2 separate regions of the Mus musculus genome follow, and region 1 is linked to region 2. Evidence: chromatin contacts called from ENCODE Hi-C or POLR2A ChIA-PET data. All regions are on one chromosome and are shown on one strand. Each heading gives the region's core, a stretch centred on a gene start or an enhancer-like site at or near the end of the contact. The rest is flanking DNA. Distances are from core to core; before and after follow the strand shown. Region 1 holds the start of Sertad2 (SERTA domain containing 2). Region 2 has its middle 38 kb from the start of Sertad2.

Region 1 (5,743 bases), core at 398-2,897, 37 kb before region 2:
AACCCAGGCCAGCAATGTGTATTTTCAAATAAAGGAAATTTTTATAAAATTATCAGGAAAGTAAAGATCCACAATTATTCTTGCTCATGCCAGAGTTGAAATCTTAATAACTTCACCCTCAAATCGGGATACTATGATATTAAAGGGCTCTGGTGAAGTAGCCACTGGGTAAGCAACTAACCCAGCAGCAGACCCAGGGCTCTCTGGTGTGGAGCCTTCCAGGAGGTTAAGTGGAGCCCAGGCCCACCTCATTCCTGCCAGTCACAAAAATTACAAAAAGCAATTCTGAACAGTTAGGGCCTGGGCCATCCTACTGGTGACTACAACCTCCAGGCCCTTTTCCATAGGTTCTGAACACTTCTTAACAAATACTAGGAATTCAAAAGCACGTTTCAAGAACAAAGCTTGAAAACAACGACTGTTCCTGAAAGCCAGCTAGGGTTTGACTGATTCTACTTAAATAAAATCTGCCGTTTCTGAGTCTGTCCCTGCTGACTGCCCTCCACTCAGTGCCTGCAAAACCGACTTTCTACTCCTGAAACTACCTAGATGCGAGCAAAAAGTTATTCTAAAACAGTCTCACTGCTTTGCGAAACTTACAATTCAATTTTCAACTCTACTGATTTGCTACCATTCCGGCTAAAGCTAAGACAATTTATAGTTAAGAAAAATATGAACAATTCAGTACTTTCTCTCGACGCAATGGTCCTCTGAAGTGCCCAGTGTCAATGGTACAAAGTCTACGCGTCGGGACAGCTGGCTCCCCTCAGCACCGCCCCCCCTCTGCCCCGTCATAGGCGGTTAACACCAAGATGACTTGTAGATTTCTAATTTAAAAACCAGGAAGGCATTAAGTTTAATAAACATTTGGATCCAAAATCAATTCACTTGGGCACGGAAGAAAAGAGGGTGAAGAGAACTGTTTTAACGCAAAACCACCGGGAAACTCTCGAAACACAATATAGCAAGTTGGATGCAAACCCAGACACGGAACTCAAAAGTGAAGCAGCCTCCCTGCCAGCAACCGGAATCTTTAAAAAAAAAAAAAAGTCTCGCACGTTCTCAGCACCAGAGCCACCACAGCGAGCGCGCGCGCGCGCGCACACACACACACACACACACTCACACACACACACACACACCAGCTGTGACGGCAAAAGCTCCGGGCCCCTGCCGCCCGGACCCCGCCCCAGGTCGTGACAGTCGGGGTCTCCAGGCGGCCAGCGGGTGCTCCCCAACCTGCCCGGTCCGGCCTCCGCTGCCTTGGGCTCCCGCCTGGCCCAGCCCAGCACCGCCCCTCGCCCGCCGGAGCCCAACCCCGGGGAGCCTCCAGCTCGGCCCGGAACTCACCACAAGCAGGTCCACCAGGAGCTAACGCATCGGAGGGGTTTCCGCCCACCCCTCAAGCTATGCCCGCTCCATGCGGGGCGCCCCCGCCGCGGGGCCGACGGTAGCAGGGAGCTCGGCGAGGCCGGAGCTACGACTCCGGCGTCCTCTGCTTGCGAGTCGGGAACATTATACAATGGTGGAGGCGGCGGGCAGCCTGGAGGAAGCAGGAGGCGGGCGGAGTGGACGCCCGGGCCGAGAGAGGTACAGCTCGTGCTCCAGCACTCGCCGTGCGGGAGTGACGTCCGCCTGCGAGCCTCTGGCGAGCTCCGGCCAGGCCCCGTAGGCCCCACCCCCTGCCTGGCCGGGCCCCGCCCCACCAGCCCCGCCCCTGCAGTATAGGCCCCACCCTGCCCCTCCCACCTCCTACTATAGGTCCCGCCCACCCGTGCCTTCAGGTCCAGATCTCCGTAGGCCCCGCCTCCAGCCGGTCCGGACCCGCCTCAGCTTCGCAGGGCCCGCCCCGGGCCCGCCCAAGTGCCATAAATGCAGATTCCCTCAGGGTGAACTCTCAGGAAGCGGCGGACAGACACCAAGCTTATGCAGCCTCTTCTGTGGACTGAAAGCTAAATAGGAGAGGTAGAAATGGGAGCGCCCAAGCCGGACCGCCACTACTACCACTAATGGCCCCCACATACTGGAAAACAGACATGACAGAGTGGGTGATGACAAAGACGGCAGCGCTGGCACAGTCCGCAGAGGAGCGCGACCACAAATATGACAGGCATCCGAGCTATTTGGCCACTTGGGCCGGCTGGCGGGAGGATAGGGTCCACCAATGGCCCTCGGAGATATGGGAATGGGGGGAGGGGCCAAGGGCTCCGTGTGGAGCTGACGACAGAAGTTGAAATGAGTCACCAACTAGTACCTTTGGAGTCGGTCGGACATACCAGAGTTGCATCCTTTATGGAGACCATGCAGCCAACCAGAGGGAGACCACGCTTGGAGAACACAGGGAACTGGAGGCGTGGTCCTCTGCCCACAAGTTTCACGCTGATAGCCTTATCTTTCCCATTTAAAAAACAAAAAACAAAAAACCCCAAAACAACAAAAAATCCTTAATGTTTTTAACTACTCAAACTTAGCAAGGAGCTTTATATTGTCCTTAGTATTAGCATGTGCCTAAGTGGTTCGAATTTAAGAGAACTAAGAGGCCAGGGACAGCTCAACAGGAACATTTATCATTACCTTTAAAATGGCATATGCATTCTACATAAAGATATTACAAAAGAAATTCAGGCACTTTAAAATTTTGGCTGCCACTCCAATCAATAATTTCTCTTCAGACCACTTTGCTGTTTAATGGTCCATGACACTAGTTGTATTTAAGGACAATAAAGCTTTAAGACCTAACATAAAGGTCTTAAACATCAAGACAAATTTATTCCAACTCAAACTGTTCTGTAATGATTTGTTATCAATCGAGTTGATGATCCTATCAAAATTAAATATGAGCCATCACCAGTTGTAGGACCCCTACACTAGGTAGGAAGAGGCAGGCAGATCTCTCTTAGTTCAAGGTCAGCCTGGTCTACATAGGCAGTTGTAGGCCAGCCAGGACTAAATAGTGAGAATGTGTCTCTAATAATTATAATAATTATTATTATGATGTGTGCTAAACGGTAAAGGAGACAATGTCAGGTTTTATTAATTAGAGAAGTAAAAAGGTTTTTGTTGTTGTTGCTGTTTGTTTTTAGCAAATCCTTGGCATTATCAAAATCTCATATACATGTTTCATGAGGTATAACCAATATCAGCTAATTGTATATCTCTCTGGCAAGTCATTATAATAGCACAAAATGGCATCGCATAGAGTATGAGGTCTTGCTCAGTGGCATAAACTTTCACACATTTTGCTGGAGAGCCAAGATGGTTTTCATTTCTAGAGTTCTGCATTTGGAGACAGCACTAACCCCTCCTGGCTCTAATTACCCACTCACTTAGACTTTGAGTGCTCACTTTAAGAAACCGCCATTGAAATAGTAGCTACAATAATCTTCCTGTGATGTCTTTGTGGGAGGCCAGAGGTATTTAGTTCTGTTGAATTTAAAATGAATTGAAACTGTTATTCATGAATTGAAGTTTGCAAAAAGACACAGAATTTTATGACACTTGGATATTTTTTAACAAATGGCTACCCAAATACAGTGTTCCTGCACAAAAGGAAAGCCAAAATTAAAATAACATCTTAGTGTGTCAACAGAACGAACACATGTTGTCTGAAGTCTATGTTCTATGTATGCTTACCTAAAAGTCTGAGTTCTGAGGAAAGCAGCCCAGAGTTGCTTCTGGGGTGAGATATCGCACAGTTCTATTTTTGAAGACTTAGAGGCTTATCAGTGCATGAGTTACAATTTCACTTAACCAACTTCTAGAATCTGGTATATCTGACCAATTAGTCAAAGTGTGAAGTGGCAGCGTCAACAGCTGCCAGTGTGGTCCAACATCAGGTACTTCTGTCTCCCTGCTCCTTCTCGCCAGGCACAGCAATCTAGCCAATCCTGCCTAATCTGAGACGTTTAAAGATAAAGGAAGATCGCCCTGTACTTAAAAACAAAAACAAAAACTTTACGAGTAAGGGTGTATCTGGGAACCATGTGCATGCTCTGGTCCTATGGAGGCCAGAGAGGGTGCTAGATCCTCTGGAACAGGAGTTACAGAATACTGTGAGCGCCTGTGGTGGTGGGAACCAATCTGGGGTCCTCTACAAGTGCAGTAAGTATTCTTAACTGCGGTACCATCTCTTCAGGGCACCTTCCCTGAACTTTTGAGGTATACTCAAAGACTGAAGGCTTTTACTTTGAAACAGGCTCTCTTTTCATAGCTCCATCTGTCCTGGAACTATGTAGACCAAGTTGGCCTTCCCCTGCCCCCGCAACCCGCCCCGCCCCCGCCTCCCACCTCTGCAGGGAGTAAAGGTATACACAATCAGGCTGGGCCAGATTTTTTTTTTCTTTATAGAGAAAAATAATAGTTACTTCTACAGAATGATCAATAAATGCTAAGTGAACCTGTACATTTGGTTTATACATTTTAAAAGTCCATTTAAAATAATCTTAATCTTAGGGCTTCATCAAGAATTCAGAACTTCTCCATCACAAGTTAGTAGGTCACATTTAACTATCACGAACACATCAGTTTAGGGAGAAGAGAAGCATTTCTTTTCTTCAGCACAGAACTGTGACAGCAAATTTTGAAAATTCTGAAATCATGAGCTCATCCAGAGAGGTCTCCTCACACAGCTGAGTCCTGGATACCAGTTTACAGTCCCCACTTCTCCTTTGAAATGCTATGTATGACCTACAGACTAGTAGAGTAATGCACTAACCGAAGGGTGCTTTTAGCACTTAATTAGCATGGTCAGAGAAACACAAGGAACAAGTCAGATATATGAACCATGAAACAAAGATTATTTATTTATTTATTTATTTATTTATTTATTTGTATCTATGTATGAGGTTTTGTGTGTAGAGAGGACAGGACCCAGGGTGTGGGGCTCAACTACTGAGCTATACCCACAGTCTGAAAACAAAGACAAGCTTCAAAAACTTCAATTTTTCTTTCAACCTAATTCTAGTCTAGATTTGAAGCTGAAATATTAGCAATCATCTATAAAGTCAAAAAGGACAAATGTTTCAGTTATGAAACCACTGTATAGAAAAAAAAACTGGGCTAGATAGATTTTCATGGAAAATAGGAGATATCAGCTGTAGACTTACCCTAATACCAGAAAACTTGGGATAGATTTTTAAAGTCAAATTCTGGAATTCACATCCCTTCTGTGACCAGCAGGGATTGCTGTGGATGTGAAGGCCAGCAGATGGCTAATATAGTGAGTGATGGAGAGGAAAGCCTTCCTCGTGCTCAGTGACCAAATAAACTACTGTACTCCTGCAAGCTGTGCACTGCCCTCTGTGTCAGGCCTTTTCCCTGCTCCTCCTCCACAGCTCAGTTCACACAGGCAGAGCTACAGCCCTAAGATAGGGATCGTCTTCTGAAAGGTACCACACTGTTATGAACTGAGGTCATGGCTGCCAGCCATGCTGCACACACGTCTTTCTTTTTAGTATTAGATATTAATATTAAATATTAGGCCTTTTCTTTTTCTAAAATTCTGACATTGTCTAAATCTTAGCACAGAACACAATCTTTAAAACAACATTTGAGGGAAAAAAAAAACCCTCAGCTTTCCCATTTCTCAATATAGCACTACCTGCCAGTCTCCACACACTCTCACAGGGAGGAGTCTATAAACCGCCAAATTCTTAGCAGGAACACTCTTCTCACACACTCAGAACATCTGGATTCCACAGACTGCCAACTAATGTCAGAAGGGGCCAGCCTCTAGGACTTTCTT
Region 2 (5,731 bases), core at 827-3,326:
GAGAATTTGGTTTTGGAGTACTACTCAGCTATTAAAAAGAATGAATTTATGAAATTCCTAGCCAAATGGATGGACCTGGAGGGCATCATCCTGAGTGAGGTAACACATTCACAAAGGAACTCACACAATATGTACTCACTGATAAGTGGATATTAGCCCAAAACCTAGGATACCCAAGATATAAGTTACAATTTCCTAAAGACATGAAACTCAAGAAAAATGAAGACTGAAGTGTGGACACTATGCCCCTCCTTAGAAGTGGGAACAAATCACCCTTGGAAGGAGTTACAGAGACAAAGTTTGGAGCTGAGATTAAAGGGTGGACCATGTAGAGACTGCCTTATCCAGGGATCCACCCCATAATCAGCATCCAAACGCTGACACCATTGCATACACTAGCAAGATTTTATCGAAAGGACCCAGATGTAGCTGTCTCTTGTGAGACTATGCCGGGGCCTAGCAAACACAGAAGTGGATGCCCACAGTCAGCTAATGGATGGATCACAGGGCTCCCAATGGAGGAGCTAGAGAAAGTACCCAAGGAGCTAAAGGGATCTGCAACCCTATAGGTGGATCAACATTATGAACTAACCAGTACCCCGGAGCTCTTGACTCTAGCTGCATATGTATCAAAAGATGGCCTAGTCGGCCATCACTGGAAAGAGAGGCCCATTGGACACACAAACTTTATATGCCCCAGAACAGGGGAACGCCAGGGCCAAAAAGGGGGAGTGGGCAGGTAGGGGAGTGGGGGTGGGTGGGTATGGGGGACTTTTGGTATAGCATTGGAAATGTAAATGAGCTAAATACCTAATAAAAAATGGAAAAAAAAAAAAAAAAAAAAAAGACTGTCAAATTTAGAGACAGCTCTAAATAGAACGTCTGTATCAACCCCCTGTAAGGCACGGGGACATCCTGAAAGCGGAGGCAGAAAGAACAGAGGAGCTAGAGATGGAAAGTGTTGCCTTCTGAACGTAACACCATCGCCTGCACAAGACACGCAGAAGAGCATGCCAACAAGATTAGCCACTATCTAGCAGGCTGCGTTAGCCGGACTCCGTGGTCTGCCTCACCCTCAACCCCACCCCAAAGAACAAGAACAGACATGAAGGTGAGAAGGTGACACGTCGGGAGGAGAGTGGAGGGGAGTGAGGGGAGAAAGTGAAGTAGATATGACTAAGAGTGTATCCGTGATCTTAAAAAGAAAATGCCTTTGCTTATACCTACAGTTTGTATATTAGCAACGGGTCTTTGAAAGTTGCTCAAATAATTAATTTTTTTTAATCCTTTGAACCAAGGATTTCATTTCAAAGTAATAGTCTATATTATACAATCATATACATTTCATACTCTCTTCAATCAAACAATGTTACTGTATTTTGATTAAGAAGAGTATGAAATCTGTGAGATTTACAAAATGCTATAATATTCATGAGCAGTATAAACAAAAACAGCCAGTCTCCTTGCAATTCCTACCTCCAAACTCTCATACACACAGAGTGACCAGTGCTCGCTCGCTCGCTTGCTTGTATGTTCTCTCTCTCTGTCTCTCTCGGTGTGTCTGTGTGTGAGAGAGAAGCATTTGTAAATAATTCCATTGAGAAAGAATTTGTATACTGTACAATCCATCCATGACTCATCCAACTCGCAGGTTTTCACATTGGCAGGGTTGAAATCTTTGCACTTGGTGTTTAGACAGGATGTAATAGGAAGAAACCAAAGTGGGGGCAGTGGGGACGGGTGTGTGTGTGTGTGTGTCTGTGTGCACACTCGAGTGTATGTGTGTTACAGAAATGCCTACCCTTTTCAGAAGTAAAAATCGGTACCTTCCAACATTAACCTGTGCAGTTTCTTTCCAAATGACTGCCCTTCAGCCCTGCACCTTCCTCAGGCCATGGAAAGAAGAACCTCTACGGCACAGACTCCCATGGAGCCTCTGTGCCATGTGCAAAGTGCTGGACGGGAAACAGGCGTGCTCAGACGGTGGCCATCAGGGCCCCCGTCAGTGGAAACTTTTGCCAGGGCCTATTCTGGGCTCCTGCTTTGGAATTTCCTGCCACTACCCTGAGGAAGCGGTGAGACCCTGTTGTGGTTTAGCTGATCCAGTGGACAAATGTTTGTCGATACCAGCCATATTCCAATTATTCTGCTAAGTGCAGAAAGCGTAAGTGCAGCTTACAGCACACAGCGCACGTGCCATCAGCTCCACCGTGCAGGCAGGTCACTGGCAATGCAAATGTACGGGCCACAGAAGGGACAGGAGACACAAGCTGTCTCTAGGAAAGGAACAGCTTTGTCGTGTAAGGGACAATTCCTACCACATTCACCCCCACATTCCAACACCAGCACAGGCTGAGCTTCCCCACCCTCCTCTTAGGCAATGTGACCGAGTAAGAGTAAACCTTTGTCTGTCTCCATAGAATTACTAAACTACAACAAAAACATGTTCTACATCATTTAGCTGCAAGGTGCAAGGGTGATGGTCACTCTCTGTGGACTCCAATAACATGAATTCCTTAGTTCAACATTAGTGCTAAAGTTAATCTCACTATTTATGGCCCAGGATGAAGAAAGGTATTTTACTAGAAATTTTTACAGATTTCACAAAATTCATTTGAACAATGCCATCAGTCAAATAAGCCTTGACCAAAAAAAAAAAAAAAAAAAAAAAAAAAAGCTCCCCCCACCCCCACAAGATGATTAGTACTTTGAAGAAAAATCCAAGACTAGTGCAGCAAGGTAGAGGTGGCAGGGGTGGGAAGGGTGAGACACATAATAAGAATGACCTGAGAAATGTGAAAATTCATTACACAAAACCAAGAAGCACGGAACTTCCACCAGTATGAATGGCTCCAAAGGGAGCAGCCAAATTGGAAGTTATGGCACCTTTCTTAAAAGATTTGTTTTTCTCATTTTTATTTATGTGTATCTGTGCATGAGTGTGTGCTAGTGCCCAAGGTAGCCAGAGGCATCAGGTCCCCCTGGACCCTTCCAGAGCTGCCACCCAACATGGGTGCCAGCAAGTGAACTCCCCTGAAACAGCTGTAGGTGCTCTTAGCCACTGGCCCATCTCTCTGTCCCAGGATCTTTAACTGCTCCTCATCAGATACAAAGTCCAATACATACTCAAGGAGAGAAGTCTACTTCTTAAAGACAGTGTAATCTGAGGACATAGTCTTCATAATTTTCTTCTTCTCCTCTTTCTCCTCTTCCTTCTTCATCATCATCACTATTCTCTCATACATTATATCCCAAGTGCACTTTTCCTCCTCTCCTCCCAGCATCTCCACCCCTGCCCCCACCCCCAATCCACTCCTCCTCCTTTTCTTCTTCAGAAAAGGGCAAGCCACCCAGGGATATTAATCAAACATGGCATATCAAGTTGCAATAAGACTAGGCACCACCCCTCATATTAAGGCTGGACAAGGCAACCCAGTGGGAGGAAAGGGTCCCAAAAGCAAGCAGAAAGCCTCACAAACAACCCCCAGTCCCACTGTTAGGAGTTCCACAAGAAGACCCAAGCTGCACAACCATAACTTATATGCAGAGGGCCTTGGTCAGACCCATGCAAGCTCTCCGATGGTTGCTTTAGTCTCTGTGAGCCCCTATGGGCCCAGGTTATTTGATTATGTGGGTTTTCTTGTGGTGTTCTTGATGCCTCTGGCTCTTCCAATCCTTCCCTCCCTTCTTCCACAGGATTCCCCAAGTTCCACCTAACATACGGCTGTGGGGCTCTTCTGCATCTGTTTCCATCAAGCACTGGATGGACCCTCTCTGATGACCATTATGCTAGGCTTGAGGACAAATTCTTAAAGAACCATAATTATTACAAGATCTCCTTTTTATACCTGGTAATATTTCTTATTCTGAATCTATTTTTTCTACACAGCTAAAGTCATCAATGTTTCTTTCTGATTAACAGGTATAGTTAATTTTTTTTCTATTCTTGTAACTTTTAGCCTGTTTATGTGATAAGCACATAAGTAACATAACTGTAGATGGCACTCGTTTGGGCCCTGCTTATAGGTAACAGATACTTGAGCCTGGCTTCGCACCTCCTATACTGGCTCCTATGAGCCAGCCATAGTTAATGTAACTTTTTGGTATGAGTTGATTCAAATCAGTATCTTGCTACTTGTTTTCTTTATTTCTTCTTTTTTGGAAGTAACAACATCAAAGTTGTCTTTTGTTTATTTTTCTTCTCTTTTGGATGAAGTATTTTTTTCATTTACATGTTATTTTTATTAGTGCTTACAATATACATTTAAAATTTTAAATTTGATTTTTTTTTTTGTATTTTGTGTGTGTATGTGAGAGAAAGAGAAAGAGAGGAGGGAGGGAGAGGGGGAGGTAGAGGGAGGGAGGGAGGGAAGGAGGGAGGGAGGGAGGGAGGGAGAGAGGGAGGGAGGGAGAGAGAATATGAATGAGAATATTATGGCATGTATATATGGGTATCCAGAAGCCAGCAGAGGGCGCTGGACCCCTAAAGGGCTGGAGTTACAGAGGCTGTAAAGCAGTTGACATGGATGCTGAGATCTGAACCCAGGGCCTCTGTAAGAGCAGGAGATGCTCCATTGCTGCATGACCCTCCCCAGGCCCACTCACTTTAAACTGAGGCCATAACGCCCAGTGCTATTGTTCTTTGTATGCATCTAAGTTTCCGTCTGGGCTCTCTCTTCAACGTGAAAACTCCCAACATGCCTCTTTACCTGCAGGTCTGCTGGCAATGAGCTCCTTCAGTTTTTGGTGTTGAAATGGTCTTGTTTTATCTTCATTTTTGAGGGGTTGCACCTGATACATAGTTTCACATTAACTCTTTTTCCTTCAGCATCTTGAACATGTAATTCTAAGGTTTCCTGCTTCATTCATGGTTCCTGCTGTGGGAGTATGTGGGTCTTTTTTCTTTTCTCTAAAGATTTATTTATTTCATGTATATGAGTACACTGTGGCTGTCTTCAGACACACCAGAAGAGGGCATCAGATCCCATTATAGATGGCTGTGAGCCACCATGTGGTTGCTGGGATTTGAACTCAGGACCTCTGGAAGAGCAGTCAGTGCTCTTACCCACTGAGCCATCTCTCCAGCCCCAGTGTATGGGTCTTACATGATGCTTTTTAAATTTTTATTTTGAAAGCAAATGTAGTTATGATAGAGTTTTGTGTTTTCTTCATTAGGTTGAAGAGTTTCTAGTTTTCACCTAATTTGGGGACTTTGAATCTTATTTTATTCCACTTGGTTTTACCCTTAGAATGTGTATTGGGTCACTTAATAAGATCTTCCCTCTCACTAAGATTCTCTGTCTATTTCTTCTAGAGTCATGATTCCTCATGCACACTGGCAAGTTCACTGATGCTCTACAAATCTCATCTACTGTGACACCCATGTGATGCTCATGTAACACCTGTGTGATACCCATGTGAAGTCCATGTGACACCTGCTAGATGCCCACATGATGCCCCTGTGCTGATGCTTTCATTTCAGATGTTGTATTTTCAGCTCTAGAAATTCAGGTATAAATAAATCTTTTATTTTAGTACTTAATATGTTCATGTCTTATCTTAATAAAACCTTGACCATATTGATAAGTGGTCTGCTAGTTAATCTTAACTCATTTCTAGTCTTCTTAACCCCTACTTCTTCACATGCCCAGTGGCTTTTAATTGGACATTTGACATTATAATTGATGAGTTATTAAGTGTCTATAGACTTCCTTTAAAATATCTGGATTTG

What was found. Hi-C counts contacts between places; a loop is a spot of excess contacts on that map. ChIA-PET counts read pairs that join two places held with the same protein, here RNA polymerase II (POLR2A).
Region 1: a map of heart shows a loop between it and region 2 (4-fold over the local background). The contact joins the promoter of Sertad2 here to the enhancer-like site in region 2. A Hi-C loop is called at or near these places in 3 of 37 maps with a recorded cell type or tissue (all heart). POLR2A ChIA-PET finds 5 or more read pairs at or near these places in 3 of 5 experiments (Patski and embryonic stem cell).

Annotation. Positions count from the first base shown.
Region 1 is chr11:20,627,881-20,633,623 of GRCm38, reverse strand. Sertad2 (SERTA domain containing 2) reads right to left here and starts at 1,647. Exons shown (of 2, transcript NM_001038625.1): 1 at 1,351-1,647.
Region 2 is chr11:20,590,960-20,596,690 of GRCm38, reverse strand. It overlaps a transcript of Sertad2 not described here. Among named protein-coding and RNA genes, the nearest start is that of Sertad2, 38 kb to the left of the region's middle. Within about 2 kb of position 2,076, at least 2 of the 3 ENCODE cell types and tissues checked have a DNase peak (open chromatin) inside an H3K27ac peak, as active enhancers do; they include heart, where a contact is called at or near this core.